7 separate regions of the Mus musculus genome follow, and regions 1, 3, 4, 5, 6 and 7 are each linked to region 2. A link is a loop called in an ENCODE intact Hi-C map of the cell type or tissue named here. Cell type or tissue: heart. All regions are shown on one strand. Each heading gives the region's core, and the rest is flanking DNA. Links, peaks and the distances in the headings are about the cores only.

Region 1 (4,476 bases), core at 356-4,355, 120 kb before region 2:
GCTGGTCTGTTTTCTTCCATATTTTTATCCCCAATTTTCTTTCTTTCATGTTATAAACTGATGAGTCGCCTAATATCCTCTTTAAAGTGGGTGAAATATAAATCTCACATAAACTAAACTATATTTACAGATGCTAAGGGGATTTAAAACAATGACGAACCTTTCAAGAAACAGATATTTGGCCTAAAGGAAAGCAGGCGTCTAAGGAAATGATTACTATCTTCAAATATCCAATAGGCTACCAGGAGGGTAATGTAGTAGAAATATTCTGCATAACTCCAAAGTGCACAGCCAGATGTAATGGGTGAAAATAACAGGGAGACAGAGACCAAGGGAAGAAACCTCTTCCAAGGACGCTTAAACAACAAGGCTAGTTCACTATCAATGGAGGCCTTCAAATAGTGACTGGATGGTATCATTTGGAGGGTCTGTTGCAATAGAGAGTGGAAACATATTAAATAAGATGGTTTCAAAGTCCCTTTATGGCCCTACCATGTGAAAGACATCATCCTAGCTGTAAATTAGAAGACAGGATGGAAAAGAGAAAGGTATGGAGGGAGAACAGAAAAGAAGCAAAGATTCACCAAATACTGGGATATTCTAGCTCAAATGAACCTTGACCACTTCAGAGACATTCATAAAGGGAATAATGAGCTATAAACAGAACCCAAGCCTGCACTAACCCAGTCCTATTCCATATGATTCTTATAGGGGGAAAGGAACCAAAAAGTCCTTTCCATTGCTCATTACACCATGGGCTGGTGTTCAGAGTTTAAAGGGAACTTTAGAGATCATGTGGTCCAAATCCCTTGTTTTATGACCCAATAAAGAGACTCAGAGGGAGCTGGCTGTGGTGGCTCATGCCTGTAATTTCAGCATCTGGATGGAGTATTACAAGTTTGAAGCCAGCCTGGGTTTATATAAGAAGACTCCATCTAGATAGGTAGACAGACAGACAGACAGACAGACAGACAGATCAAGGCAGACCTTGTGGAATGGAAGGGACTAGTCAACCCATTGCCTGTTTCACCTCACTAAGAGTTGCTCAAGGGCAAAACCAAGTTTTCTTTCAATTCTTCCACAAGGCTTCATGTTGGCACCTTGCACATGGTGGGTATACAATTAACAGTTGGGAAATTGAACTCAGCAGAATTGTTCCAAAGTGCTGAAACTATACGTTAGGCCTTCTAACACTGTGATACTTTCTATGACAAAATACCATTCACTTCTAGTCGAACAGATTTTCACATCTCTGTTTCAGAAGCCTGGAGCCATACAATAGTAGACAGGAGATAAACTGTGCCCTCAAGGAACAAATGTTCTGCCCGTGGGCTGTCCATTTGCTGTCATGGAAAGCTGCTTTCTCACTTTTGCATACTTACTGCCTCTTATTCTTCAGATCTTAGTTCATCAGCAGCCCTTTCTCTCCTTCTTAGTGTAGGTAGGTCCCTCGATAGATGCTGTCTGAGAGTCCTTTTCTTTGCTCAGCACAGCAAGTTTATAATTGCATATTGACTGGTGCAGTTCTTTGTTGCTCACCATCTGTTTCCTTCTTCGAACTGTTAACACTCAAGGGTAGGTGTTTCTCTGTCTATTGTTACACTTCACGTTCAATGTCATAGGTATAGTAAAAATCCTGGTACATGGTAGGTAAGCAATAAGCAATCCATACTTTTTGGATGCCTGGACTAACACCCGAATATATAGATACATATATCATAATTACAATTTAGTGTGATAAGGGATATAAGGCAGTATATCCAAATCACTTCCTTAGGAAGGAGATAGCCAGTTTGGGCATCAATGAGGCTAGTCTAGGATGGCCTGATGAAATGTCTGTGCTGCTAGGCAACCATAGGGAGAACAACACACACAGCTTTGTGAAAGTGTCTCTTTTTTTTTTTTTTTTTTCAGACAAAGCCAGGTACATTTCATAATTCCTTTATTTCCCTAGTCCCTCAAGAAGCAGACTGTTCTGCTAGAGTGAAATAAACTGAGTACAACTAGCAGATGACCACAGAGGGTTGCCCCAGGAAGCCTAGAGACTCGGAATTCGTAGATTGCTCTGTTCCTTAGCATTCTCATCTATAGGATCAAGACTGAGAACAAGGATTGGTTCTGGATTCAGGAGACAGTTCTGAACCTTTTGGTAGGGTAAGACCTACTCTCCAGCAGAAGAGTGTTGCCCCCTGGTGGTAATAATAATGATAATAATGACAATGATGATCAAATGATCATTAGTGGGTATGATCTTTGCTAGAGTCACCAACCTTTCCAGTTTGCCCACAACTGTTTTAATCACTGAAGGCCCTAGATCCCACTGAAGGCTCTGAATGACAGTTAAATCAGGGCATTTGGCCATGTTTTTCCATCCAGGATGTTCAACATACTCTGCATACACATGAACTCACTACATAATTCATGACTCCCAAGACTAGGAATTCAGTTTGGACAGAGCCTTCAAGATCCAGCCCATTTTCCAGATGAAAAAGCAAATTCTGAAAGAATGGAAAAAAAAAAACCTCCGTCTTTAATATCTTGTTGCAAATTAACAGCAGAACCAAGAATAGCATCTAAGCATGCAGACCCGCAGCCTCATGTTCTCTGCCTATACCTAGCACCCCCTCAGCTACTTGTCAGTTTGTGAGGCTCTCCAATTCTCCAGGAGGTCTTTCCTAAATCACCTTGCACTGCTCCCTCAGCCTTTCAAAACCCTTCCCCCTTTAAACAACGGGTATTTTTTTTTTTTACCCTCTAAATGTGTAGCAAGGAAAATATTTCCCAGGGAAATAAGCCAAGAAGATGGGGCACTTCCCACATGCTTGCCCTGACAGATCACTTTGCCCTCATATGCTTTCCCCTCCGTTGCTTCTTTACCCCTTCCCGCTCCCACCCTTTTAAAGATTTTTTTCAGCCCCACCCCAAATCCCATCCCCAGAAATACTAGAGAGGAGAGCAATTATAGCTTAGGGCAGTCTCAGGTTTGTCCAGTGGCCCAAGGAAGGGCATCTGGCAAGGCAGATAAAGGAGAGATGGGGAGGGAGGTTTTCAAAATCACCAGGTGGGATGGTTTTGAGAACTGAAAGCTGAGAGGTAGGAAAGCATCCCTGCAGCTGCACTGGGAAAGAAGCCACCTTGCCCGACTTCCTAACCCTAGCAAGTCTGTCAGGAGATAGGTCCTGGTTTGCTGACCGCCTAAATTTATATGTCCTTCTTTGTTCCCTTGATCCCTAACAAGGACCCCCCCCAAAAAAAATCAGCTCCTGCCTCTCCCCTCCACTGAGACAAATTTGCAAACTCCCACATCTCTGTGGAAACGGCAGAGAGCAGGAGAGAAGAAAAAAGGAGAAAAATCCACCCACATGCCAACAAACTGGAAAAAAAATAACCCAGGCCTTGTCTCACTCAGCTGTTGGCTTGCCTCTCCCTCCCACTGTGGCGGCTGCTCCTGCCTCCTGGACAGAGACCTGGAACTGTTCAACTTTCCTGTTCCAAGCTGGCTTTTGTCAATATCCCCTGCCTCCAACCCTACTCCAGCTACCAGAGTGACAGTCCTGGATTCCAGGAGCAGGAGAGCTAGAAAGGAGAAATAGCAGAGCCACTAAGTGCTTGTAGCGGGCTTCAGATCCTGTGCTCCTAAACTGTATCGTATCCTAAACTGTATCCCTCTCCTTGTCCCATGAAAATAAGTCAAGGAGATTGGTCACTACTCACAAGCTCTCTCTGCCAGGCTCTTTGCTCTCAAGAGCTGTCCCATGCCTTTTCATACCTCCTTGCCTTACCTCTTCAAGCTCTGTTTTCAGTCTGATTTTATGTGCTTCCATCTTTTCTCGGCCTCCTGTTTCTTCACCTTCTCTCCTAGTTCTAGGCACCGTTTAGAAAACAAAACTGAACAGGACAAAACAAAATGGAGTGTGTTGCTAGGAAGGAGAGATCTGGAAATAGTTAAGAACTATTGAGGAAACTGAGAATGTTTAGCCTGTGGGGAGGAGATTATGAACAGCACAGGAAGATAGAATCAAAAAGAGGGTTTACCTTACCAGATGAGGTGGCTCAGAGAGGGAGCTATTATATGGACAGTTCCCCACCCCACGCCACCCACCCATCCACCCCCACTTCCCCTCTGGGCCTCCAGGAAGCAGAAGGAATAGTGAGTGAAAGATGCAAGACAGATTTAAATGGCAGTTTTGTTTCTTCTTTCCAAATTCTTGTTATTTCATTCCCTTGTCTTACTGTGTGGGATCTCTAGAATGTGGAGATACAGGTTTTACTGTAGCTACAGCTAACAAAAGAGACAAAATGGGCATCTATGTTATTCATCTAAAAGAAAGAGAGCTCCCTGCTTTACGATCATATATAATACTTGATGTAGGCTTTTGAAGGTTTTTTTTTTTAATCAAGTTAAGGAAATTTCTTCTTCTTCATAATAGCTAAGATGTTTATTTGTCAAGAACATGGGTTAAGTCTTATTGACTA
Region 2 (4,476 bases), core at 197-4,196:
GTACAACCAAGCATTTTCTACAAGAGTCACAAGACCAAAATCCTAAGAAATTTAGTGGAACTCAAAGCATCAACCCTCTAGGCCAGTGGTTCTTAAACCGTAGTAGGGGAAGTAAGTAACCCGTCATTACCACCCCCACCCGCACTCCAAACTCTGACATTGTCCGAACACATTTTTGATGGGCATTTCAGGGGAGTGGAGGTGCTGTCATTTAGTGGAGAGAGGTCAGGAAAACAGCTAAACATTCTACAATGCACAGAACCAACCGCACAGAGAAAGTGTGTGGCTAAAGAGCTAGTGTTAGGAAACAATGCTCTAGACAGAGAACAAAACCGCAAGCAAGAGTCCAGTGAAGGTATTCGCTATGAGCTACTTCAAGGTAAGGGTGGCCTAGCAGGCTAGAAAATGAGTAAACTAGAATATCTCTGGAGTGGAGGAACACAGCAAAGATTCATAACGAATACTTCTAGAGATGGGTGAGAGGAAACTACGAGCTATACAGCAAAAACTAAGATATGAAATAGTAGGCTTAAGTATGAAAAAGTAGGGTTACTATCAAAGTCACTCTAACTTATCAGCCTAACCCCTTTTCTACAAAACATTTATAATGGCCTAAGTGTTATCTTATTTTGTACTTTGCTTCTCCTTTCCCGCGATCTCGGATTTGCTCTCCCCGCATAAACTTAACTGATAAAACCCCAAACCCTCCACCAATTTGGCAAGCGAACAAGTTCAGGCTTATTTACGGTTTTCTGGTAGGAAAAAGGCAAATCAAAGCAACAATCTCTTAGGCGTGTGGGGGGCATGCGGAGGGGTGGGGGGCATCGCAATCCCACGCTGCTGAGCGGAACGCTGGGTCAGAAATTCAAAAGTGCCACAGCAGAGAGGGGGGGGGGGAAAGGAATCAGAGTGGAGCGTTCCATCGGGAGGTGCGGGTGCGGGGAGGGCTGAGTAGAGCACAAAGTACACAGCTTGGGATCGGACGCCAAAGCAGAGTTACGGTTCCCAAATTTTCCCAGAGGTGTCAAACAAGTTTAGGAAGGTGGAACAATGCAGACCGGAAGGAAGCCGCGGGCCAAACAACTGGCAGCAAATTTCGGGAACGCCTCTTTTGGCGGGAGGGGTAGTGGGCGGGGCGACGCACGGTTCGGCCCATACCATTCGGGCCAGAGGGGGTCTGCGCCGAACTCCGCCAACTGACAGTTGGGAAGAGACTCGAGTTCAGTGTATGCCAAAAGGGAAAGCAAGTTCAGATCCAAGCCCCACCAAGAGGATCAAGGAACATTTCAGGGTTCACAATGTCTCGGGTTGCATGGGGGTAGGTTGTACTACTTTGCAGACAAGCAGGGGGAACCGGACCGGGACGCGCGCAGGGCCACAGCCGGTTTTAATCTCACCAGAGCCATTGGGTCCAATGATGGCGGTAAACCTCTGAAATGGTCCGATAATCTGTCGACCCTTGTACGATTTAAAGTTCTCGATCTCAATCAGTTTCAGGAAACCCATGACAGCGGCGCTGGCGTAGGAAAGGCCGCGCCTTACTCCTGGGAACGAGGTTAGCCCGCGCGGGAAATAGCGCAGTGCAAGCCGGGTGTACAGTAAGCCTCGCGATAATAAGTCCAAGCCAATCACGATTTCCTGTTTCCGGGGCCAGAAATGGTCACTTCCGCCTGAAATAGCGCTTTTGTTGAATTGTTGCCCGGCTGGAGCACGCGCTGGGCGCTCAGGCCCCGCCCCTCTACGTAGTTACCCAGCAACTGTTGAAGTGGCCGCCAACTAGGACGGGAAGCGTTAGTGCTCTGATCACTTCGGGGGAAATCAGAGCAAGCAGGCGGGGTCTGAGCCCACGCTTGCTGGGAAAGAAGTCACTTCAAGGTTCTGCCAGAGCTAGTGGGAGGCAGAAGCTCGGCTGGGGTTTGTAGTCTAGCCAGCAAGGGGGGAGACGGGGAGAAGCGCTTCAGCCAAGGATTCAGTCGGGAATGGGAAGGCGCCCTCGGAAGGGTGGGCAGTTTGGGATGGAAGAGGGATCAAAGGGAGGACTTAGATGAGGCGAGCTTAGAGTGTGAGGACGATGAGAGTATCTCTTAGACAACAGAGATACAAGTTGGGAAAGGCTGTGTTCTGAAATACTGCCCCTATCGTCTGCTTCTCTCTTATTTCTCCAAGCAGAATTTAAAGACTGCCGTTGTAAATCCAAGAGTCAACTTGGGTCCAATCCATTTTCGAGCTTCAAAACTGGAATTCTGTACTGAGAAAGGTATCTTGTGTGAACACTAGGAGTCCAGGTCCTTAAGCCAGTGCTCCAGCTCTGTCCTTTTCCCTCCCTGTTAAATCAAGTTTCCCCCATTTCCACCACTTCCCCTCTGTCTCTTTCCCTCCCCCTTTCTCTCCTCTCTCCCTCCCTTTCTCTTTCTCTCTCCTCTCTCCCTTCCTCTCCCCCTCCCCTCTCTCTCCTCTCCTTCCCTCTCCCTCTCTCCTCCCTCCCTCTCTCGCTCCAACTCTGTCCTTTTCCCTCCATTACATCAAGTTTCCCCCATTTCCACCTCTTCACCTCTCTCTCTCCCTCCCTCTTTCTCTCCCTCTCCCCCCTCTCTCTCCCCTCCTTCCCTCTCCCTCCCTCTTTTTCTCCTCTCTCCCCCCTCTCTTCCTCTCTCCTCTCTCTCCTTTATACCCTGTCCTTCTCCAATTCTTTTCCATCCCCTTTTTCTTCATTCTTTCATTCCCCTTCTATCACCTTATAGTCATGATCTTAGCAGCCCAGGATGTCTACTGAATCATCCCCCTATTGTGACAACAGATTGTCTTTATAGGCCGGGGTTAGTGCCATTTTCAGTTAGATATGGAAAGAGTCTGGTGGTTTCCACAGCTATTCCTGGGTATCTTCTTTTATTTTTTCAAAAGTTTCTCCATCTAGCTCTGACTGTCCTGGAACTCTGTAGACCAGGCTGGCCTCGAACTCAGAGATCCACCTGCTGGGATCAAAAGTGTGTGCCACCACTGCCCGGCTTTGTAACTGTGTGCAAGTGCAAGCGTGATCAAATGTGTGCACAAGCCACAGACATTAGGCATCAGATCCCTTGGAGCTGGAGTTACAGGTAGTTGTGAACCACCTAACACGAGTACTCAAAGAACTCTGAAAGAACTGGAAGTATTCTTAACCACCATGCCATCTCTCTAGTCCTATTCCTGTAACTATTTTTAAATAATGTCTAAAAGCTGGGAAGAATCCTAAAGAGTCTAGGAAGGTGAGAAAGCTCAGTTGATAGAATCTGATATGAAGCTCTTTTGGGAAACCAGTCACAGGCAACATGAGGGAATAAAATCATCAGAGGCTTGAAATCTCACATACATTTTTAAAAGTTACTATTTAATTTTCAAAGATTAAATGTAGCTTGGGAGAAAATTAAATTGGAGCCCTATCTCTAAATATATACAAAATCCAGTTTCAAATGGATTCAAAACAAATGATAAAGGCAAAACTTTAGGAATTGTGGAATATATAGGAGAGTATCTTTATAAATTTAGAATATGGAGAGGTTGTTTGTTTTACTGTTTGTTGTAGTTTGGTTGATTTGGTTTTCTTCTTTTTTGGGGGGGGGGAGCAGGGTCTCTGCATTGTCCTAACTGTCCTGGAACTCACTTTGTAGACCAGACTGGCCTCAAACTCAAGAGATTCACCTGCCTCTGCCTCCCAAGTGCTGGGATTAAAGGCGTGTGCCACCACACCTGGCCAGTTTTTTATTTTTATTTTATACTTTCATATATGTACCAATGAATATGGGTCATATCCACCCTCATATCAACATCTGTCCTCTAAAGCCCCATCGTATCCCACACATTTTTGTGATTCAGAGTCCAATTGGTCCTACCCACATGTGCATAGTATGCACCTGCAAGAAAATTGACAATTCCTTGGCAGGTATCAACTTCTAATAGCTCTTCAACTGGAAAGGAGCCTCGTCCATCCATGCTGGAAGGTTCACTGGCTTGCTCTTTTACCGGTCTTGTACAGGTCTCTTGCAGGTGACCACAGCTGCTGTGAATTCACAAGTGCATGGCTCTGTCATATCTAAAAGGCAGCATTTCCCAGTACTGCCCTCCATCCTCCAGCTCTTTCCATTCTGTCCAGTCCTTGTAGCATAACGGCCCCTGAACTTTGGAGTAGTGGTGATACACACACATCTCATTTAGGGCTAGGCACTCATTCTAGTCACTTATTCTCAACAGTTTGAGCGTTGTGAGTTTCTGCATAAACTTATCTAGAGAAAAAAGAAGCTCCTTGGAGAGCAGCACTAAACTATGAATATAAATACAGATATTTAGAAGGCAGGTTGACAGAAATGACCATTTAGAAAAACAGTACTAGTAGGTTCTCCCCCTAGGGCCTATGACCTGCCCAGACATGGACGTTTGACCAGATTTATAGTAGCAGGCATGAATTCCCTTTTGTGGACCAGAACCAGGTCTCAAATCTAA
Region 3 (4,476 bases), core at 192-4,191, 490 kb after region 2:
TGCATTTGTCCTGTTGTTTTACCCTACGTCTTTTAATTTTAATGTAGTTAGACAGTCCTGCAGACGGCACAGAAATAAAATATTTTTCTGGTTCTGCATCCATTTATAGAATGCAAGCAAACTGCTTTACAGCTATGAAAGAGGTATTGATTTGTAAGTGAGGCTCACAGAAGCAAAAGCAACTTTGGCCAAGGCCACTGATAGTAAGTTACAAAGAAATCCATGTTCTTAAACTCAGATATCTCAAAAATGCAGTGCTGCCTCCCCCAAAGCCAGGATACGAGGGAAAACACAACCATACAACTGATAATTTCTTTGTAGCTAGAACGCAGCTAGAAAATCAAATACGTATGCATATATATACATATATATGTATATTCATGTACATACACAAAGTACAATAAATATACATAGGGAAACAGAGAGAAACCACAGACCACTGTCAGCTAGGACCTAGTTGTTGGGCAAGGAGCGATAGAAAAACCTAGGTCTAGTAAATTGACGGAGGGGCTAGTTTCTGAGCAGTAGGTAGAAAACAGGGCTGAGAGGAGGAGAGAGCAAGTGAAAACAACACACCTGGCCAATGCTCCCTGACCAGCCTGGCCTGCCCTTCTTACCTGCCGTGAAACCAGTCCTGGCACATGTCACACTCGATCATGAAGCGGGTCACATCATAAGGCAGTCGACAGAGGCAATACACAGGCACCGAGGCCATCTTCACAGGGGGTTGGATCGTTTTGCGCCGTGCCAGTTTTGAAGCTTTACTGGGTCTGAAGGCAGCAACAAGCGCCTTCTCTAGACGATGGCTAGACACAAACAACACTTCTTTACCAAGTGACTCCTCCGGCCCCGGGTTTCCAAATCGTTCCGTGTCTCCGCCCCCACCCCACCCCCTGGGTACCAACCTCCAGTTCTGAAAAAGGGAGTAACCGAGCCAGGACTCAACACAGCTGGTGAGAGTGCAGGAGTTAAGTGGAGAAAGTCCACCCACCCTTCAGGATTTCTTTCACTTGGAAAGAACAGCAAGAACGTTCTGCTATCTGCTCTGCCCTGCCTTCCAAACGCCTCCCCCAGACCCCTACCTTCTTTGGCCCTGAAGTCAGTGACAACTTCTTTCCGGGTTTCATGTAAATATCTGAAAGCTTTCGGGAAGCTTATTTAATCCCTCACTGAACCCCCTCTCTTCACTGCCCTCTTGCTTCCCAGGACTCTCAGCTCCCTTTATTATGACGCAAACCGCGGCATAAAGGATGAGGCTGGGAAGAGGGAAGCTGAGGGAGAGACCAGAGACCCTGTCTAGCCCCCCAAAATAGGAAGAAGCAGAGATGCGGAAATCCCTGAAGGTCTCCGCAGGTTATTCCGAATTACGCCCCCCCACCCCACCCCCCAAAGCCTTCGGGAACAAGACAAACAAGACTAGGCACCCAACTCAAATCACAGTCCTGGGATCGCGTTGGGAGAGTTTAAATGATCCTTTTCGTCATTCTCAGTATCATTCCCTCCCGAGCAGTAAGGAGTCTCATTCTGCTCCAAAATGAAATAAACCGCAATTTCGTCCTCCACTCCAAAGCTGACAGGGAGCTCATCTCCCCCCCTGACACTGAAAAGGATCTCTTCGAAGCCCCAGGAAACCCACTAGAATCTCCTCGCCGCCGCGAAACTAAGCGAAGAATTTGTTTTCCCCTCCACAGCTCCAAATGGCAGGCATTGCCTTGCAATCCCCTCCGACCGCCGAGGGTTCGGCTGGACCCCTCACCTGACAGACGTCTCGTCTTAAATTAGAACGCAGCTTGCTTGCAGCCCCCAAAACTTACGAGGAGCTCTCTACGCCTCCCCACACACACACTGACAGGAACCTTTTTTATGCCCCAAACCTGATAAAAAATGTCCACGGTCCCAAACGCTACAGAGCTCTCTTCATGCCCGAGGCTGCAGGGGGCAAGTCCTCAGGGAACAGAGCTCAGCCCCAGAGACTCGCCTGCCGCTGGGCTCGCTCCGGGGCAACCCAGCTCTGCGCTAAGCACAGGCTGGCCGGGCAGTTCCGGCCCGAGGCGGCGCGCGCTGAATGCTGGGATTGCCGCTGCCAAACTGTGAAGCTGACTTGCCTTCTCCTAGAAACCACATGCCGCGTCACGCAGTGCCCGGGCTCTGACGGGGCTTTCGGGCAGTGTCCACCTCAGCCCTCCCACCGTCTGGCCCTCAGAGCCTTCTAGAGACCGAGGTCTCAGCCGGGGCTGGGGGTCGGGGTCGGGGCCGCCGGGCGCACTGGCAAGTGGCTTTGTCGCTGCCCCCTTCGCGAGACAGGCTTGCGGCGGCTGGAGAAAGACCGCCGGAGAGGTCGCCGGGAGAAGCCACTCTCGGGGGGTTGTAGGAGATTCAAAGCAATCAATAAAGTTTATTCAAAATCGCGAGGCAGTTGAGGCGGAGAGGGGTGGAGAGATATGGTAAACAGCTACCATATTGAGAGTGGCGGCGTTCTGGGAAAGAGACGAGCCCGCCGCCATCTTACGAGGCTCGGGCACGGGAGGTGAAGGTGGAGCCCGGCACGTCAAGCCGGCGGCTCTTGCGTGACGTCATGGGGCGGGGCGACACCTTGAGGGAGCCTAGGATGTTGCGCCTCGTCTAGGTGGCCCAATGGCGCATAAGACCTTGAGCTGATAGGCGGAGGAGCCGCCATCTTAGGCGAGGCGGTAGTTTGGCTCCATTTTGAGTGGGGCCTGGAGCGTAAGTCTTCCGTAACCCCGGGTAAACACGGAGTTGGAAAAAAAAAAGCCAAACCCGCACCTTCCTCCGCCCGCCCCCCTAGCACTCGCCGCCCCTCGCTAGTCTCCTCCTCCGAGAGGAGGTGAGGTCCGTGGCTCCGGGCGGCAGAAGTGTTACATAGGGCTGCGGGGGCGGGTTTCAGCCTTGGGGGATAGGCTCCTGTCCATTGAGCCCTGATAGTGGACGAGGTCCTTTTCCCACGGTTGGAGTTATCATTTAATCTTTCACTCTGTGAGAGGAAAAAAACTGCGATTATCACCAAATGAAGAAACAGGTTTAGAGAAGGAAAGTGATCTGAGAGCCTGGGAATTAAAAAAAACAAAATAAAACAAAAAAACCTCTTTCCCCCAGCAGGCTCTTCCCAGGGTCTCTGTCATGAACCATGCAGGTTCAATTCCATGAGAAGCAAAAATCAGTTCACGGCTTTCCATATATCTGTACCAGGATTTTCTGACTGCTTTAAGGTGGCACTGTTTGATTTTGTTTTTTCTTCAGACATTAATGAAATATCCCTAGTTCTCTTGCTGTATCACTTTCTTGCAGGATCTCATTACTTTATAGAATAAACTGTATTAAAAGTTGTTTTCTGGAACTGGAGAGATGGCTCAGAGGTTAGAAGCACTGGCTGCTCTTCCAGAGGACCTAGTTCAATTCCCAACACCCACATGGCAGCTCACAGCTGTCTGTAACAGGGGGCCTGGCACCCTCACATAAGACACACATGCAGGTAAAACACCAAAGCACATAACATAAAAATAAAGAAATTTTAGAAAAAAATATTTTCTTACCAAAAGAGGAAGAGTGGCGTGGAAAAAAAGAATATGTGTAAAACAGTTTTCTGGCAAACATATACAGGGACAAAAGTGTCCTTGTCAGAGAAAAATAATTTCCCTCTTCTTGTTTCCTCATTTCTCCTTTCCTTTCCACCTCAGCCTCGGCTTCTTGAGTGCTGTGATTATTATCTGGTGGAGAACTCTTTAAAAACCATCTGAGAGAATGGGGCAAGAGAGTGACAACTTTAACAAGAAAGGAAAAAGGGAGGAAAGAAAATGAAGAGTAAAATAAGCTAAGCCTCATGGGCTGCTTGCTGTTGTAAGCTATGCTGCAGGGAGTCTAAGAGGATATATAAAGATTTGCTAAGGCCCTCAATACAGCTCAGTTGGTAGGATATTGCTTAGCATCCACAAACCCCCAGTGTTCAATTCTCAGAACTGCATAAGCCTTGGGTGGTAGCCCATGTACTCAGGAGGTCCCAAAGTTCAAAGTCATCCTTATTTACAAAAGTTCTAGGCCAGCCTGGGATACATGAAATCACAGCTCAAAAACAAAGTTTAATACTACTGTATACAAAAATAAGGTTCATGAACAATGGTGGCATAGGCCTTTAATCCCAGCAGTCTGGAGGAAGAGGCAGGCAGTTATCTGTGAGTCCAAGGCCACCCTGGTGTACAGAGGGAGTTCCAGGACAGCCAGGGCTGAACACAGAGAAATCCTGTCTCGAAAAAACAAAAAAACAAAAACAACGACAAAAATTGAGGTGCACAAATGCATGGAGGCGCATGGGGAGTCATACTGTAAGAAGTTAAATCAAGAGCTATTATAGTACAAAATGCAAGAGTTTAGATTTTATCTTTTAAGGAATAAGAAACTACTGAAAATTTTAAAATGGGGGAGGGACCACAACTGCCTGAGAGTATATATGGGAACCACATG
Region 4 (4,476 bases), core at 239-4,238, 220 kb before region 2:
TGTGGGCACGTACACAAAATCATGAACAACAAAAACAAAAGTCAGGACTGGAAAGAATCAAAGCTACTGGAGTGGAGAAAAGAAGCCTACCAAAGAACAGTCCCCTGGGGACAAACGGACAGATGGACAGATGAACAGATGGACGAAAGGATGGACACACACACCGATGTCCTTGTCATTTCTTCCATCCTGGTTCCCCAAGACAAGGTAAGAGCACCTACATAAGGCCAACCTGCCCAAAAGCCCAAGGGAGAAAAAAGGGAAATTGAGACCTCAATTATCCCCATATTAGGCGTCTCCTGACCACGTCAAGGAATATTTCCATAAGGCCATCCAGGAGTCCAACCTTTCCCTTCTGCTAGCCTTCCTGGCTTGTCACTAATAGCTGTGACTCCCTCACAACAGAAACCCATCTTCAGACACCTGTGACCAACAAGGACTCTAGACTCTAGGGCCCGGAGGATCCATCTAAAACCAGCCTATGAAAGGGCAACAAAAGCACTGAATTGGATAAGAAGACCTAAGATGCTCTTGTCAAGTGGGAATAAGGCTTCCACATCCAGAAGCACCTCCTCGAAGATACATTGTTGCGGATAAATTCAAACCAGCCCAGGAATCTCAAGTGGTTACTAAACACTGTTCACCATTGTTTCCTCCAGTGTGTCAGCAAGGCAGCAGCCTGTCCTAGCCTTTGGAAAACTTCCCCTGGGCTAGTCAGGACTAGAAGCAACAATATGGTCCTTTTTGCTGAACATTTGGGAAGCAAAGGAAGATTTCCATATCTCCACTATTGTTCCTGGGGACCCAAGAAAACCTTATCTTATAGGATCATCTACATTCTGAGCCTGAGGTAGAATCCAGATCTTCTGAGAAGGCCATACCAAGCTAACTGGTCTAAACTTCTCCATAGGAAGGCTGTGGGGACCATGTGCAAGAAGGTTCTGACATTACCTTCAACTAGAAAACGCAGGAGCCAGAAAGAGCACTCCCTGTGAGAATGATTTCCTGACTGGCCACCAGGCTAGGATATTATCAGAGATGAATTGGCCTGACAGCGTGAGTAAACATGAGTCAACACACACAGAAGCAAACCAATGACCACATCAAGCACCTTCACAGTCACAGTAATTACCACTTACCAGAGTGCACTATGTTACCTGGTTTAATCTAATTATTCCCAGCACACAATTCACAGGCTCAGGGATTACTTTACATGCCCAAGGTCATACAGCTGCTAACCTTCTAAGTAGTTTTAAACTCACGTCTGACTCCCTTTTGAGACGTGATCTTTCCACTACACCACACAGCTTGCCTTAAAGGGAATAATGACAGTAGTCGTTACTTTGTAACTGCCTCGACCAGGGTGATACAAAGTAAAAGATGGGAGTCTCTGTGCCTCCCTGCGAACTCTCCCCAGCCCATTAAGCATCTGTGTATTGAATCAAGGGAAATTCTCAAGAGCAGAGTGGGAGTGGGTCTCAGACCCCAGGTCACTTGTATGCCACAAAACGAGGAGCCCTGACCCCAGCACCCTTTTTCCGCTTCGTGAGGCATCCACAAAATACCAGCCATCCCATATTCTTCCCACACCTGCTGCCCTCCGCCCGGGACTTCACCACTGGCTACCCGGATCCACCCACAAACTCGCCGCTGGCGACCATCAGCTCCCAGCCTTACCGCGGGTGGGCGGATCTTGCAAATGCCGGACTTCTCGGCGATGGGTCTGATTTTCGCGATGTAGCCAAGAGGGTCTCGGAACTCGGCCCAGCTAGGCTCGAACACCGGACACTCCGGCGGCGGTAGGAAATCGTCGGACCCCAGCTCCATGGTGGGCCCGAGGGCTGGGCCAGAGATCGGGAGGGCTCAGGTCGCCCTTAAGGACGCATGGCGCCGCCGCTGTCTGAAACCGAGGTACTTCTCGGAGTCTAGGCCCTAAGCAGGACGGCCACCGCCCGTCAAGGGCTTAGGGGGGCGGGTGCCGTGCTCTAAAAGTCTCAGGCTGAGGTTCCTTTTACAGGTTCTTAGTCCTGTTCCGTTTCTTCCACACCTTACCGCTGCCTCCCAACTACTGAAGCCTTCACTACTACAGTTAAGTCCCAGTCGCGGCAGGTTTCACCGCTGCCACCGCCATCTTGGTTTGTCAGCGTCTCCTCCCCCCCACCTCTGTACCTCACCACAACAAACCAGATCCCTCCGCAAGGTGTCTCTCCGAGTTCCGTTTACTTTGAGTCAGAAAAAAACCTAGGAAGCCTTCATCATGTGATGACCGAAAGAAATCGGGTTGTATATGTCCCTTATTTGGAGGTGGTTAGTTAAAAACATTTCTCAGGCTAAGAGAAAATAGTTCATTTCATTGGCGGAAGAACAAAATTGTAAATCGATGGCCGGATCCTTTTACCGGATGGACCGGCGATGCACGTTTAAAGGCCAGTGATGCGCATGCGCAGTCTCTAGACAAACCGGAAGAGGAGCTAGTGTCCATAAGTAGTGAGCCTAAACTAGTACGCGCCCATGCGCGCTCGCACACGCTCGCGCACGCGCACGCACACACCCTAGATCCCAAGCCGGTTGTCTCCTCCCCAATGTCCTTTGCTGCTTCTCTCAGGTCCTTTCAGTGAGAACCACGGAAGGCGGTGATTTCGAGGAACCTCCGCCCCCTTCCTCCCCCTCCCCCTCCCATTCCGCGTGTCTACTGCTGAGTGAATTGAAGATTTACCAGACTTACACCTCTGAGGTTTTTGTTTTTAAATGAAAGAAGGAAACTCCTCACTCCCTAGAGAATGTGGAGTTTTAGAAGCTTCAGTCCCACGTAGAGTAAAAATGCATTATTCTCCCCAGTATCATTGGCCATCAGCATTTTAAAGAATGCTTTCGACTGTTTGGTATACATTGTAACTATATAAACACTTTGTATAATATGTGTGTATCCATTTTTGTAGCAACTACTGCTACAAAAAAACCAAAAGGCCTGGATGTTTACATTTTTGTTTATTCCATGTATATGCAGTACATAGAGGCTAAAAAGGGGGGGATTTTGAGTTTGAGACCAGCCTGAGCTACATAGCAAGATCCTGCCTCACAAAGTAGTAGTAGTAGTAGTACTAGTAGTAATATTATTATTACTAATGGCCGGGCAGTAGGTGGCACATGCCATTAATCCCAGCACTTGGGAGGCAGAGGCAGGTTGTACAGTGAGTTCTTGTCTCCAAAAAAAAAAAAAAAAAGGGCAGGCATGGTGGCATACATCTTTAATTCCAGTACTCAGGAGGCAGAGGTAGATGAATCTCTGAGTTCAATGTCATCCTGGTCTACAGAACTACTTCCAGGATAGCCAGGATAGGGCTACTCCCCATCTCAAAAACTCAATAGTAATAATAGTAATAATAATGTAAAGTAATGGAACTGGACAGGAGAAAAGGCATTAAAATTAAGGTTAGTAAGTTTGCTGTTCCTCACCTGAAGACATTTTGCTTTTCTACCTGAGGAACATCTCTGTAAAGAGTAAAGAACACCAGGCTTTTGGTCTCAGCACCACCCATTCTTCCTCCAGTCTCCTCTAATGTCCTTAGCCCAGACATACCACAGGGCAAAAGGAAACCGAGCAGTCTTTTAAGCCAGTGATATAAAATGCATTGATTTGTATTTGTGAAAGTCATACTATGCAACAGGAACTTTTGTGAGCATGTGAAAATACAAAAGCATGCCTTCCTGGAACAGATTATTTACTCACTGGGCCCTGCCAAGTACCTCACGTCCCTGACCCTTGGTTTTCTTGTTCATAAAATGAAGTTAAGTAATCCTTTCATTACTTAGGAAGATTAGAGATAATAATATCTGCGTCTCTTTTTTAAAAAATTATTTTCATTGCTAATTTATTTATTTTTGTATTTATTTATTTTATGTATACGAGTACATTGTAATTGTCTTCAGACACACACCAGAAGAGGGTATTGGATCCCATTACAGATGGTTATGAGCCACTGTGTGGTTGCTGGGAATTGAATGCAGGACCTCTGGAAGAACAGTCAGTACTCTTAACCACTGAGCCATCTCACCAGCCTAATGTCTGCCTTTCTTTAAGAGCCAAGTGCTACAGGGCAGTGGTGGTGCACGCCTTTAATCCCAGCACTTGGGAGGCAGAGGCAGGCAGATTTCTGAGTTCGAGGCCAGCCTGGTCTACAGAGTGAGTGCCAGAATAGCCAGGGCTACACAGAGAAACCCTGTATCGAAAAAAAAAAAAGAAAGAAAATTAAAAAAAAAAAAAGCCAAGTGCTGGGGAGTAGTATTCTCCCATCTTTCAGATGAGTAGAATGAAACTCAGGTCCAAGTCACATAAATAGAAAGTGACAGAGCCAGAATTCAAACCTACAACTGTATGACTCCCATAAATTCTGCCTGTGACAGTCTAGGCTGAAACTTGTTGCTCAGTGAAAGTTGCTCAGTGTTTTCCAAGCTTCAAGTCTTGTTGAGGAACAA
Region 5 (4,476 bases), core at 222-4,221, 310 kb before region 2:
AATTCTTCATAAAGTTCTAAACAAAAGAACGTGTATGTATATGTCTCTTTGTTTGGTTGCTAGATTTCTAAAAAAGCGAGTATAAATGAATATCCTTGTTTAGTAACTCCTCTAGCCTTATGTCCTACCACTCTGCCCTCCTACTCCATTTCACCTATAATAGCCTCCTTAAGGTTATTTCAATGTATTAGGCCTTCCCCTCCCTTTCAAATAAATACTCTTCCCCAGATTATCCACAGATCTCATTCCCTCACTTCAGGTTTCTGTTGTCATTTTCTTGTTGAGATCTACCATGAAGATCCTGCTTAACAACTCCATTCTAGTCTGAACACTAACCCAACTTTATTAGTTCCCATTGCATTCCATCTTCTTACATCGTACAGTTAGTTATGTGTTGCTTAACAATGGGAATATAACCTGAGGAAAATATCATTATGTAATTTTGTCATTGCGCAAAAATATAGAGTGCTTACTCAAACTAAGACCTTTGTGACATCACAGAGGATACAATTTTATGGGATGAACGTCATTTAAGCAGGCCATTGTTGACCATAACTTCATTATATAGTGTATGGCTGTATGTTATTTACTTCTATTGTATTTGTAGTTTGTTGTCTAATTATCCACTCAATTGTAAGCTCTAGAAAAGGGGACGGGTTTTTGTCTTTTTCTTTTTTTACTTACTGATGGGTCTGTAGTACCTAAAACACTTCTTGGTACTTGACAGGCTTTCTTTAAATGTTGGTCACGTGGATAAATTAGAAATGAATAAGCAGACTTCTTTAAACTTAAATAATGGTTTGGTGAGCCAATCTAAAGTTGTATGGATGTGGTACAATTCTTTGCTATGTGGTGCTGTCTGGTGTACTGCAGAACGTTGGGCATCTACCAGAGATAGTAGATGCCCACTAATGGCACTAAGGCTCTCCAATAATCATGCCAGTTAGAAATCCCCACCCCACCCCGAAACACTCTTTGACTTGAGCAGTGATCTGGCTTTCCACTGAACACTCTTGCCCACCCTTGTAGCCTTCTAATACTCCACTGTGTGAGGGGTGGGAGTAGGTATCCTTGATTCTAATTGCCCTTTCCACGTATTTTCTTTCTTTTCTTTTTAACCCTGTTTTTGTTTTCTGATTACTTTCAGTGCTGGGGAGTGAACTCATGTTCTCTCACATGCTAGGCAAGCACTCCACCACTGAGCTATATCCAAACCCTGTTTTCAGAAAGTTTTTTTAGTTTTATTTTTTTAGATTTATTCATTTTTTCATATGTATGAGTATTCAGCCGTTATGTATGTACATGCACTGTATGTGTGCCTGGTGCAGAAAAAAGTCAGAAGAGAGCACCGGGCCTCTGGATCTGGGGTTATGGATAGTTGGGAGTCACCACATAGGTGCTGGGAATTGAACCTAGGTCCTCTGAAAGAGCAACAGGTGCTTTCAGCCTCTGAGCCATCTCTACAGCCCTATGTTTTCATTTTTTGTTTGTTTTGTTTTTCAAGATAAGGTTTCTCTGTGTAGTGCTGGCTGTTGTGAAACTCATTCTGTAGACCAGGCTAGCCTGAAACTCAGATCCACCTGCCTCTGCCTCTGCCTCCACCTGCCTCTGCCTCCCAAGGGCTGGGATTAAAGGTGTGCGCCACCACTGCCTGACTGTGTTTTCATATTTTTAAAAAGATATATTTATTTTTTATGTGTTTTGCTGACATGTGAATGCACTGCCCACAGAGGCCAGAAGAGGGCATAGTATTCTCTGGAACTGGAGTTACAGGTGGTTTGCAAGATCTCTCTCCAGCCTGAGTTTTCAGAATTTTTAAACTTTTTGGAAGAGTTTCAATATATACTTCAGTCAAAATACCCAAATTAGATAATTGTCATTCAGTCATGTTTCCTCATCTGGAACAGTTCTTTTAGTCTTTTTTTTGTATTTCTTTTTGTTTTTTAAGACAGAATCTCTCTACTTATCCCTGGTTGTCCTAGAACTCTCTATATAGACCAGGCTGGCCTCAAACTCACGAAGATTCACCTGCCTCTGTCTCCTGAGTGCTGGGATTAAAGGAATACCACCACTCTTAGATGAATTTGTTATTTTTCTAAGTATCCTGGCTAGTTATTTGATAGAATTCAGGTTTGTGTAAGTTTTGTTGTGATTATATTAGTTTTAAGGTCTGCATTTTAGGCATGCATACCAGAAGATATGTTACATGTTTGTTGTTATATCAGGAGAGACATGGTAACATTTTGTCCTAATATTTTGTTTGTTTGTTTGTTTGTTTGTTTGTTTTTGGCTGGGAGCCAGAACGGCCTGGAATGGTTTGAAGTAGGACACAGAATTGGACATATTTTTAAAAACTGATGGTGTCAGAGGTAGCTTTAAAGACTGGTGGTCTCTGGCCTTCGAGCTCTCTAGCTATAATGAATGCTTGCTGATAACTTCTAAAATGTCCTACTAAAAAATTTCTTGCTTATTCTGTGGTTAAAAACCACTGGCTTGGGCAATTAACACCTGTTGCCTAGCAGCGGGTACATTTCTCCTTTTTTCTGTCCAGGCAGCCAGAAGCCTCTCTTGCTAGGCTGGTTAACTCTTTGTGAACCAGAGAGGAAGGAAAAAAAAAGAACTAAGATGTGTTATACAGGCAGATATGGACACAGAAACATATACATTCATACATACATTTAGATTCTCATTCACATTCTCATTTGCACATTAACACATTCACATTTTTGTTGGGCCCAACCACCCGTCTCATATATTCCACAAGTATTTATACATGCTTACATACATATACACATATATCTACAAATGTATGTACAGAGAAACAGGCATATACATTGGATGGATGGATGGGTGGGTGGATGGGTGGGGCATACTCCCCCCCAAGCCAAACCATCCAACCAACAATTTTATTTATTTTCTTTGGTCTTTTTAAACCTTCTCAGACAAAATGTTCTTTAGAAAATCACCTCAGAGATAAGATGTTACGTAAAATGGGAGTTACAGAAGGATGTTAATATTAAGTTCAAGGCAATAGTTTTTACATGGCTGTGCCTTATCATAGTGCACACCTGTGACTTCACCCTTGGACCTGAATGCTTTTCCTTGAACACAAATTTGTCCCAAGTTTAATTCTCTTTTTAGTGTAATTAAGAAAGCTCATTGTTCCACGAGATCCAGCTGCAAGGCATTTTCTCAATTAGTGATCAAGGAGGGAGTCTTGTGGGTGGTGCCATCTCTGGGCTGGTAGTCTTGGTTCTATAAGAGAGCAGGCTGAGCAAGCCAGGGGAAGCAAGCCAGTAAAGAGCATCCCTCCATGGCCTCTGCATCAGCTCCTGATTCCTGACCTGCTTGAGTTCCAGTCTTGACTTCCTTTGATGCTGAACAGCAGTATGGAAGTGTAAGCCAAATAAACCCTTTCCTCCCCACCCCACCCCCCCCAAAAAAGAAATCTCATTGTATTTCTTATTATGCAGCCTTTACTATTATGAGGAGTGGGCACGTTCTATTCTTGAGTCTAACTTTGTTACATCTTTCTAGCAAAGTGACTAAGACCATCTCTTAAAACCTTCTTCCTAAAATTATTTGAATCAAATCAGGAATTCTATAAGGTCATTAACTCATCTAAACAGCATTAATTCATGAAAGTTCATCTTTTTGTTGATCTGCAGGAAATCTGATCACTAGGGTGGGCTAATGCCCAGGGATTATTATATTATTTAATGATGAGAGGGAAGGCATATCAGGTGCAAGAAGCAATCCTGAAATCAACTCTCTTTGGAACCTTGCCATCGAGTTAACCCATTGTAGACTAATGCAAAAATGATAGGCCACTTCCAGGAAGGCTACCTGGTAGCCTTAACCTATCCTAGATGGCTCTTGACGTTTTTTTTTTTTTTTCTTTTGCTTGGACTGCTTGTTCAATGTGATGCCTGCCGCGTTCCTTCACCATAGTTACATTCGTATGCTGTATCACAATGTTTTGGCCAACAACAAACTGAAAATACGGCACTGGTCTCATAAGATTAATCATCTAGTGGCATCATACACATTGGTTTGTATAAGTACATGCTGATAAAAGGGAACACGTGAGAAAAGCATCACCATGAACAAGACTGACCTCATCTGATCTTAGAAGCTAAGCAGGTTCAGGGCCTGATTAGAAACAAATTTTGATGTGTATTATTCCCAGAGTAGCTCAGTTGGTAGAACATAAGACCCTGTAAAAGGACCAGTGAGTTTCTTAGAATGTATCTGCTGTTAAGCAACACATTACTGTACTTATATTGCATTTATCTATTCATCTATTGTGTGTATGGGTACACACATGCCACACACAGCACATATATGGAGGTCAAAGGACAGCTTGTGGGAATCAGTTCTTTCCATACCCAATGAGTGCTCTGGGGATGAAATTCAGGTAATGAGGCTTGACAGCAAACACGTTTGCCCAATAAAGCCCTCATGCTAGACCCAAAC
Region 6 (4,476 bases), core at 116-4,115, 160 kb before region 2:
TATGTCACCCAGACTGACCTCAGACTCACAGCAGTCCTGCTGTTTCAGCTTGTTGAGTGCCACCACACCTGGCTTACCTCATAGGTTCTTGTCAAGGTTCCATAGGCTCAAGTATGCTCATGATAATGGAAGAGTATCGTTTGAGCAACAGCTCCCAGTGGATAGAGGGGGTACTTTTGAGAAGCCCATTTGCTTCAGGCATGGGGAAGAATTCTAGGAAAATACCTATTAATGAACTGCCTTTGTATGATTCAGGCATATCTAAGCATGTTACATAAACTTATATAATGACTCACAAGGAGCTGAATGAATTCAGAGTGAGGAACTTTCTTCCAGCCACAGGGTACTAGTAAGTCCTTCATCTGGCAGGTACTGTGGACTAGGCACAGTGCTGGCTTCTAAAGGGAGATAATGTCCTGTCTTCAGGAAGTGTATGTCTGAGCGGAGACAGATATTATGTTCACATGGAGACAGGAAGGAGAAAGAATTCTATGCAGAAGAAAAGACCTGAGCTACTGCTTCCAGGAACTTCAAAGAGGCCAATGTGGCAGAGGTAACATTGCAGAACACACATGAGGCTGGAGGTGCAGGAGGGGTTCAATATTGCAAATCCTTGGAGGCCATCATAGGCTTTCCTTACTTAAACTAGGGTAAGTTTGGAAGTCTATGGTTCATTGCTAGGCAGGGAAGGGAGTACCTGTAAAGCCCCTGGAGTTGTATGGAAAGTATTCTCAGAGAAATATATTTTCTAGATTCCATCCGATACCTAGATGGATGTGTGATTCCAAAGGGTAGAGAAGCTTGCAATTAGATTCCATGCTTTAAATACCCAGTAAATAAGCAGGTATCATAGATCCTTAGGTGACCTAGCTCCCATCTTCCACCTTCAGCTAATCTTGGTCTCCCTCCATTTTGTTTTGTTTTGAGATAGGGTTTTACCTCAGAGTCCAGGCTGGCCTTACACTTGAGCTCCTTCTGCCTGCATCTTATCAGTATTATGGTTACAGAAATGTACCACATCCCCCCCCCCAACCTGCACCTCACCCAGACAGAATGACTTCTAATTCCCAGGCATACTCAGCGGCTCCATGCCTCATCTTTTTTTTTTTAATTTTTTATTGGGTATTTATTTCTTTTTTTTTTTAAAGATTTATTTATTTATTTATTATATGTAAGTACATTGAAGCTGTCTTCAGACACTCCAGAAGAGGGGGTCAGATCTTGTTACGGATGGTTGTGAGCCACCATGTGGTTGCTGGGATTTGAACTCTGGACCTTCGGAAGAGCAGTCGGGTGCTCTAACCCACTGAGCCATCTCACCAGCCCGGGTATTTATTTCTTTTACATTTCCAATGCTATCCCAAAAGTCCCCCACACGCTCCCCCACCCACCCACTCCCACTTGGCCCTGGCATTCCCCTGTACTGAGGCATATAAAGTTTGCACGACCAATGGGCCTCTCTTTCCACTGATGGCCGACCAGGCCATCTTCTGATTCATATTCCATGCCTCATCTTAACTTGTGCTCTCCCCCTGGCCTCCCAGAGCCACCTCCCCACCTGAATAGTCTTCAAAAATCAGCTAGAAGCTGTGTCTTCTGGGAACCTGCCCTGATCCCATCTAGGCAGGGTGAATCACCTCCCTAGTCCCCTTCCACCCTGCTCGTCTCTCAGCCACCTTCTCTCAACACTGTTCACAGTTTCATCTACTTAATTTGGAAATCTGTAGGAACAGGTGTCTCACTGATCCCAATGTCCCCAGCACCTAGCACAGGCCCAGCTGGTTATAAATGTTGGTGGGAGACGATATACACAGCACAGCTGCAAGATAGGCCAGTGGACACTAGAGGGCACTGAAGCCACTATAATATAGTGAGGCTAACATACAGACCCACCTAGGAGGTTGCCTGGTCCTGTACACATTTCAAGGAGCCCAGGAAGCATGGAAACTCCTCAGCTGAGCCCTGTAGCTCCCTAGCAGTGGTACAACTGACGGGGGCCCCAGTTCCAGCCTCCTAAAGTACACTCTTCTAATTTCCAGATTCTTCTCTTAACAACCCACTCCCACTGCAGACGAAGCTTTAGTTCCGCACAAATCCAGGTGCCAACCACGCCTCCCACACTTCCAGCATATAATACTGTCCATTTCATCTCACACCACATCATCCTCCCTTAGATCACTTCTACTCATCCTCTAAGTCTCAGTTTGGACCATCAGCTTGGGAATTGTCCCTGATACTAAGACACTAAGGCATTCTTATAATTGTGGATATTTTCTGTTTCCTAACCAGACAGGGGAGTCCAGCGCAGGGTCCATCACTTTACTGTGCACCATCTTATTTGCCATATTGAATCAACTGGTATTGGTAGCTACTCAATAAATCATCTTTGAATGAAGGACAAAATGCATGAATTGGCGAGTCACTTCACTTCCTCTAGATATGTTTGCCCACCCTTAAATCGCCTCTAATTGGCAGAATGGTCATGAAGACTAAAGATAATGTGTGTCAAGTAGTCTCTAACACTACCTAAAATTCAATAGATATTTTCAGAGCTAAAAGCAATAATTAGTATTTGGAATAATAAAAACAAAGTAAGAAGAGGAGAAAAGAAAAGAGACTCTGCCCGAGCCTGGAATAATCTCTGTCACGTAGACTTAACAGTAATACTACATATTTATTAAAAATAATATCAGCATCTCTTGCTGGACCAGAACCAGAAGGCCCCAGATGAGGTGTTAAGAAGACTTTAGTTTTAGCTAGAGGATGCTAGGTCAGGGTCAACTTCAGAGCTATGGGCATTGCCCTCACATCTGGAGACCAGTCATTACTGGCACAGCTGGTTCCTAACTCTTTACTAATAGGTGAAAACTTGTCTAAGGGGTCATTAATTCCCTCTGTAATTAATGTAGAAACTGCAGGGTTTGTATTAATGGAGAAGTAAGCTCAAGCGTCATGTTGCTAATATTGATAATGTGTGTCTGTAATTATATACTACAAATAACTATAAATGTAGTCACTGAACTAACAAAACAGAAAAATATCTAAAGTGACCATGAATTTGGTAGCAGCTACACCATCAGGACCATTATGCCAGTTGTTCTGAGGCTATGAAGACTGCCACAAACTGGTAGCAATGATCATTTGTACTATGCACTTGAAAGGTATTTTTGGACTGGACATGGTGGCACATCCCCTTAATTCCAGCACTCAGGAATGCTCTCAATGGGAGTTCAAGGCCAGATGTGTCTACATAGAGAGTTCCAGGTTAGCCAGGGATACATAGTGGGGCTCCATCCTCCCCTGCCTCCACCCCAAAAAAGTTTAAAAGGCATTTTGACTTAAAATAAATAAATAAGCAGGGTACCTTAGGAATAGAGCATATGTCTAGCATGCATGAGGTTCTGGGTTCAATACAAATATCATAAGAAAAAGTGAAGAATTTGTTTTATATATAATAGTGTTTTGATATATGAACATGGAACTTGAAAACAGAGAAGAAAGGTCACCTGGAATTAAGTAGAGACCAAAAACTCAGTGGATGGGCAATCTTAACATCTGACCTCAAATTTTTGTTCGTTTGTTTTCTGAGACAGAGTTTCTTTGTTTAGCCCTGGCTGTCATGGACCTCACCCTGAAGACCTGGCTGGCCTCAAACTCCTGTGTCTGCTACCCAAGTGCTGGAATTAAAGGCATGTGCCACGCACGACACCCAACTCCTATGCTCGCTTTTGTGCATGTAAAAACCTTGCTCAGTGCAAAAGAAATACCAGGTTCTAAGTATTTTATCTCTCTACCCTCATCCATTTTCAAGAGAACAGAAATCCACCTCGATGTCTTGTATTACCAGAGGCTGGACAGGATCTTTGCAGTTAAATGACAGGGACCTTAAGTCACATAGCTTCTAGGTTGTGACCATGCTAGTATACCACAGCAGCAGAAAAAGCCACAGAGAAGAATTTGCAAAGAGGGGGGAGGGGTCAAGCAAGCTATGAGGGATAAAACCAAGACATAGGCCCAAGAGATTCACAGAGTCAAAGAGCAATCTTGTTCGTTGACTTCGGGTCTTGATTTTGGTGGTGAAAATGCATGGCTATCATTAATTTATTGTTCTTAATTTTGTGAGGTGTAGCCTCAGTCTAGTCCTCCCCTCTCTATTCTTGAGCTAGCTTGGCTAAATTTCTGTTCCCTGCAACAAGATGTACCCAAACTATAACAAGTGAAATTTGGGAATGCAAGCACGGGGCTGGTATACGGGAAACATCAGGAGAAGTGACTGCAATTATTATGGCATTTGTCTTTGTTAGCCCAAATGCTCCCTCTCTCATTTCCTGACACTTGCTATTACAGCCAGACGTTCACACAGAGAGACACTCAGTGACACACAGAGACAAATGCAGCAACCACCAGATTTGCTTATGTGCAGACACCCTGACATGCATGGCCTTGAGGCAGCATGCAAAGTTGCCCCTGCACTTT
Region 7 (4,476 bases), core at 123-4,122, 210 kb after region 2:
GACACAATCAGTTATTTTTGAAGCAATAGCCCTTAAATGCCAACTTGCATTTTTAGAACCTGCTTTGAGCAGTAACTAAACACTCTGAAAAAGAACTGTATAGTGTTTCTAGTGACACTTAGACAATACCCCTGAAAACTGTTTTCAACTCAAACAAAATGATAGCATGTTTAACAAACTGACACTAAGGAAAACATATTTTATGAAAAGAAAAAGCTGTACACATTAAAATTATTTTTCACCTTCATAAGTGCTTTTTGGCCATACTGGGAGACAAACGATAAACATCCTGGAAATTCAGGTTGAACTTTGTCACTGAACCTTAGACAAAGTTTTTATTTGGTACTGCCACTCCTTCCTCTCTTCTCAGAGATCTACCTAGAATAAATTAAACCTTTTAGGTCATGCCTTGATCATCATTCCCAGATTTAGTATAATTCTAAAGGACAAGAGTTAGTGATTATTGCTTAACCCACTGTAAAAGGAATCAAGACAAGAGTCTCAAAATAAAGTGACCTGTCTTTCAATGAAAGAGGAAATTCATTTTCCTAAAGCACTTCCAACTCAAACCCTGAAGCTCAAAACGGAAATCCACAAATAGTTAATTATCAGATGTTACCCACTAAAATGTCAATGATAGTATACTTCTTGCAACTATATTCCTACTTGAACCCCATCACCCAACCAACATAATTAAGGAAAAAAACCACTCTAGTGTTGATCTAATAAAAATATAGTAGTAAGAAAAACTACTTCCGAGTAAAATGTTAGAAAATATAAAATGGCAAAAGCACAACAGGAGGTAGTTATCAAAGAGTCATCTGTGGTTGCCTTTGAGGGGGAAATGATGGTATTTAATTAGATCAACCTTCCTAATGTCTTGCATATAGGTATTATCCTACTTAAATAAAAAGACTGCCAAATATGCCCCCCATACTGACCCAACTTAGACAAAGTTTGTCTAAAAATGATAGAGGTAAAGAGAAATAAATGAGGTAAAGAGAAAGAAATAAAAACACTTGAAGCTTAAGTTCTCTTTAACACTGCAAACTGGCAATGGCATGAAATTTCAAGACTTTTGTGAGGTGAAGGACAGGACAGACTGTATTTGAAGGAGTGGCAAAAATGAGTAGGCAAGGGATGAGGCACTCCCTTCCAAAAGGTAGAACACTTGGGTGTGGTTCATGACCGAAACATAGCTGGTGGTCATTCCAAGAGAATGATTTTGCATTCAAAAGTCTTACACCAGTAGAAGCTTCAAATAGTGAGAACATATTCAAACATGAACCACTGATCATACAAAGTGGCTTATGAGGAAAAAATTAAAAGCAGACAGGAGCGAATAGGTATTATTCCTAAACATAGAAAAATACAGCTGAAGAAATAACAATTTTTAAAAACCTTACCAGGCTATAAAGGTAGAATATGGCACAAAAACATTTATCTACCAATACAGTTTCACATTAAAAAGGCACCCAAACTTTCTGAGGCAAATTTTCTACAAGGTAAGCATTACTACCCTCATTATATAAACAAACAAAATCTGAAAAGTAATTTGCCCAAGGTCATGAGTTCAATGTGAACTGGAAGCAAACACTAACTTTCTAAATCAGGCTGCTTCCTATGAATTGGAAATGTTGGCAGCATCTCCTCAATCTATGCAACACTGGTGCTAAATAAAAAGTAATTCAAATCATGTTATCTACAAAGGAAACACGTGATAGGGAATTAATTGTCTATAATAGAAGTGATTTGAGGAGAAAGGAAGTAAATTTAAATTTAAAAGGAGCGTGACTGTTTTAGGGGTAAAACTCCTGGAGGAAGGAAAAGGTACTGGGGGTCGACACCTTGCTAGGGGATTCAGCTCCTGGGGGTGGGAGGAAGAGCAGTTAAGAGAGAAATATAAGGATTAAGAAGTGAGACTTAGTTCTTAAATGTTGGTTAGCTGTAACAAAACAAAAAGATATACAGACCAGCAGACTACAGAAACATAGGCGGGAAAGGGGGCGGGTCCCAGAGCTTGTAGCGTGGAAGGGGTTGGAAAGGCAAAGTTTCACCTAGTGGGGGCACGAAGGAGACCACTAAGACTGCAATTATCCGACCACTGACCCGTTTATTGTTCTGCCCAAGTATGGTCTCAAAACATTCAAAGTTGAAGAAATCAGTACGCTGTCCCCGCGTCAGGGATAAACAAGCAAGAGGACCTAGGAAAATGGAAGGTTACTGCTGATCCATCCACAAAGATGGAGTAAATGCAGGGAATAAGATAAGCTCTTTTAACATCTGCGCCAAAAGCACCACGGAAGGACATGGGACAGGGTAGATGATTCAGGCTAGGCTCTAAATTAGGACTACAGAGGAGGAGTGATAGGATTTTTTTTAACTTCTCCCCTTAATAATGCATCCCGATATTCACGTAGCTGAGCGATTTGACAGGGAGACAGAATTTGGGAAAGGGAAGGTACTCTAATGACTCTACAGATTGACCTCTCAAACCTTAGCCCGAAAGCCGCGGGAGCAGGGAAGCAGAGCCCACCTCGGATCAAGAAAAACTAGGGGTTTCATATGGGTCGCTGCAAGGGCTGAGAAGCAGCAAGCGCGCAATAATTATGAGAACAATCTTAGGTGCGTCCCTCTCTCCCACTTTTTAATCTAATCCCCAGCCCACTACCCAATGAACTATGGACTCCCTCCCGCACTTCCCAACCCGCCCACTGCGACGACGAAAACAGAGGCGAAGAGCGATTGGTGGGGCAAAGGCAGGCCCACACGAGGCAGAGGCCGGGGGAAATGGTGTCGCTTTAACCGGTAAGAAACAGGATGGTCTTCAGCTCAGGAAGGATTTACCGGCACCACGACGTTTCGCCATTCGTCATCTCCTTAACGTCTGGTACCTGAGAAGCGTCACAAACGCGGATAGCTAACCCCTTGGTACCGTGTAAGAGCAAGACAGGCAGCCGCCGCCGCCGCCATCTTAACAGGCGGCCCGACCCTAGTCACTGCCCCCCCACCCCCAAGGTATCTCCGCCACCGCCGGCGAATCCCCACGAGGACGTAACCCTGCTCCCGCGAGAACTCACCGGCTAAGAACGGCAGCACCAGAAGACGCTGCTCGCGCCTCCGCAGCTCCTGCACTCAGTAGCCAACCTCGGCCGCCGCCTTCGCGTGATCCCAGGAGAACCTCCACCGGACCAGGAAAAACTGAGCCCAGCCCGTCCCAACCCTCGCTTGCCACCAAACCCCAAATCGCCACCGCTCCGCTCTCACCCCACGCGAAGCGAAAAGCAAATGACGCACAACCTCACGGAGCACTACGGGGCGGAGCCAGCATGCCGCCGCCGGCTCCCGCATGCGCCGTAGGAACTATCGCGATATTACGTTCAGCCTCGCCGAGACCTTCGTAATTCACCGCAGGAGACCGCCCGCGCCTCGCCTTTAGGAAACATGAGATCTCGCGAGACCAGGTGCACGCTCCTAAAAAGGAGAAAGGCGGAGCTTCGTGAAAATGACTGGGAGTTTTTTCGGGGAAAGGGAGGAAGCTCTCGTCCTTTAGGGATCTCGCTTACCACGAGGTTTCCGACCCACTGCGGAGCTTGCTACCAAACCTCGCGATGACACAGCTCAGCGCCAAATCTCGGCCATGTCTTGAAAACTACCTCCGCCCCCGATTTAGGTGTCTGGAGCCTGCCTAGTGCTTAAAAAGTCAACCTGTTTATTCTCACGCTTCCAGCAGGGCTGTACCAATTAGCCAAACTCCATTCCGAAAGCGAAAAGAATGGGTTCCCATTGTTACCTGCCTCGAGGAATAACGTGCTAGTCTTAACTAACGCATAAAAGATGTTCAATTTACAATAAACACACAAATGCAAATGGAAACAATGACACACCAGTTTTTGTGCTCAAAACATGGGGGGAAAAATCTAAAGACCTCTAATATCCATACTTCTTCCTTCGCCGCACTGCAGGCTAACCTGAATCCATCTTTTCACTAAAAGCTCATATCATTAGTTCTACCTCCGGAGTCACCAGTTTTAAATATTGAGGCTTTCCTTACCTTATAACAAAAAAGACCCAATAAAGTGGTTTTCTCCAAACAAAGGCGTCTGCCCTCAAAAGCAAATTCAAGCTTGGGGTGGGGAGAAAGGCGCTTGGAGATTTTAATATGGCAGTTTTTGCATGTCTAACCAACAATGTTTCTCCAATAAATCGGGATCCAGTCTGGCCCGTTTGTGAGCTTTTCCATTCTAATCCATTGTTCTGTCTATTCTAATTTAAACATGCTTCCTTCAGAGTACAGTTTAATTGTACAAGCACCCCCATCTTTAAAAACATTTTCTTGGTTATTCTTAGCCATCCCCCCCTCATAAACTTTAGAATCGTCAAGTTCCAAAAACTTAGTATATTTATTGGAATTGCATCAACTGCTTGAATCAATATAGAAAAATGAATATCGTTACAGAATAGAGGCTTCCTATG

The links. Hi-C counts contacts between places; a loop is a spot of excess contacts. Peaks named below come from ENCODE experiments on the same cell type or tissue, not always from the same donor. Only the 100,000 strongest peaks of a DNase experiment are listed, where the experiment ranks them.
Region 1: a loop joins it to region 2, with 2.5 times the contacts of the local background. A loop is called at or near these places in 9 of 42 quality-filtered maps.
Region 3: a loop joins it to region 2, with 2.5 times the contacts of the local background. A loop is called at or near these places in 4 of 42 quality-filtered maps.
Region 4: it touches region 2 in a loop (3-fold over the local background); 2 of 42 quality-filtered maps call a loop at or near these places.
Region 5: it touches region 2 in a loop (2.2-fold over the local background); 2 of 42 quality-filtered maps call a loop at or near these places.
Region 6: it touches region 2 in a loop (2.4-fold over the local background); 3 of 42 quality-filtered maps call a loop at or near these places.
Region 7: a loop joins it to region 2, with 3 times the contacts of the local background. A loop is called at or near these places in 5 of 42 quality-filtered maps.

Annotation. Positions count from the first base shown.
Region 1 is chrX:152,129,934-152,134,409 of GRCm38, reverse strand. No RefSeq gene overlaps it. Among named protein-coding and RNA genes, the nearest start is that of Iqsec2, 12 kb to the left of the region's middle. In heart, for the core only: a CTCF peak has its summit at 2,190 (motif pointing left); no DNase peak of the experiment used is centred there; H3K27me3 peaks cover 1,536 bases.
Region 2 is chrX:152,013,562-152,018,037 of GRCm38, reverse strand. It overlaps Ribc1 (RIB43A domain with coiled-coils 1), which reads left to right and starts at 1,743. Exons shown (of 8, transcript NM_025660.3): 1 at 1,743-1,875; 2 at 2,170-2,257. It overlaps Smc1a (structural maintenance of chromosomes 1A), which reads right to left and starts at 1,610. Exons shown (of 25, transcript NM_019710.2): 1 at 1,398-1,610. The coding sequence starts at 1,506. It overlaps Gm39540 (a long non-coding RNA gene), which reads right to left. Exons shown (of 2, transcript XR_878280.3): 2 at 3,732-4,033. In heart, for the core only: a CTCF peak has its summit at 2,138; DNase peaks (open chromatin) are centred at 1,197 and 1,677; H3K4me3 peaks cover 2,681 bases; H3K27ac peaks cover 2,049 bases; H3K27me3 peaks cover 320 bases.
Region 3 is chrX:151,518,718-151,523,193 of GRCm38, reverse strand. It overlaps Phf8 (PHD finger protein 8), which reads right to left and starts at 2,522. Exons shown (of 22, transcript NM_001113354.1): 1 at 1,757-2,522; 2 at 618-806. The coding sequence starts at 715. In heart, for the core only: a CTCF peak has its summit at 2,615; DNase peaks (open chromatin) are centred at 2,093 and 2,603; H3K4me3 peaks cover 2,995 bases; H3K27ac peaks cover 3,000 bases; H3K27me3 peaks cover 487 bases.
Region 4 is chrX:152,230,912-152,235,387 of GRCm38, reverse strand. It overlaps Kdm5c (lysine (K)-specific demethylase 5C), which reads right to left and starts at 2,161. Exons shown (of 26, transcript NM_013668.4): 1 at 1,678-2,161. The coding sequence starts at 1,827. In heart, for the core only: no CTCF peak of the experiment used is centred there; DNase peaks (open chromatin) are centred at 1,807, 1,987 and 2,517; H3K4me3 peaks cover 2,777 bases; H3K27ac peaks cover 2,175 bases.
Region 5 is chrX:152,321,032-152,325,507 of GRCm38, reverse strand. All of the region lies in intron 2 of Kantr (Kdm5c adjacent non-coding transcript), which reads left to right. Among named protein-coding and RNA genes, the nearest start is that of Kantr, 4.2 kb to the left of the region's middle. In heart, for the core only: a CTCF peak has its summit at 1,728 (motif pointing right); no DNase peak of the experiment used is centred there.
Region 6 is chrX:152,172,844-152,177,319 of GRCm38, reverse strand. The region is part of intron 2 of Iqsec2 (IQ motif and Sec7 domain 2); the gene reads right to left. Among named protein-coding and RNA genes, the nearest start is that of Gm52430, 28 kb to the left of the region's middle. In heart, for the core only: a CTCF peak has its summit at 1,824 (motif pointing right); no DNase peak of the experiment used is centred there; H3K27me3 peaks cover 1,384 bases.
Region 7 is chrX:151,802,174-151,806,649 of GRCm38, reverse strand. Huwe1 (HECT, UBA and WWE domain containing 1) reads right to left here and starts at 3,368. Exons shown (of 83, transcript NM_021523.4): 1 at 3,081-3,368. In heart, for the core only: CTCF peaks have their summits at 1,801 and 2,714; DNase peaks (open chromatin) are centred at 2,749 and 3,469; H3K4me3 peaks cover 2,900 bases; H3K27ac peaks cover 1,944 bases.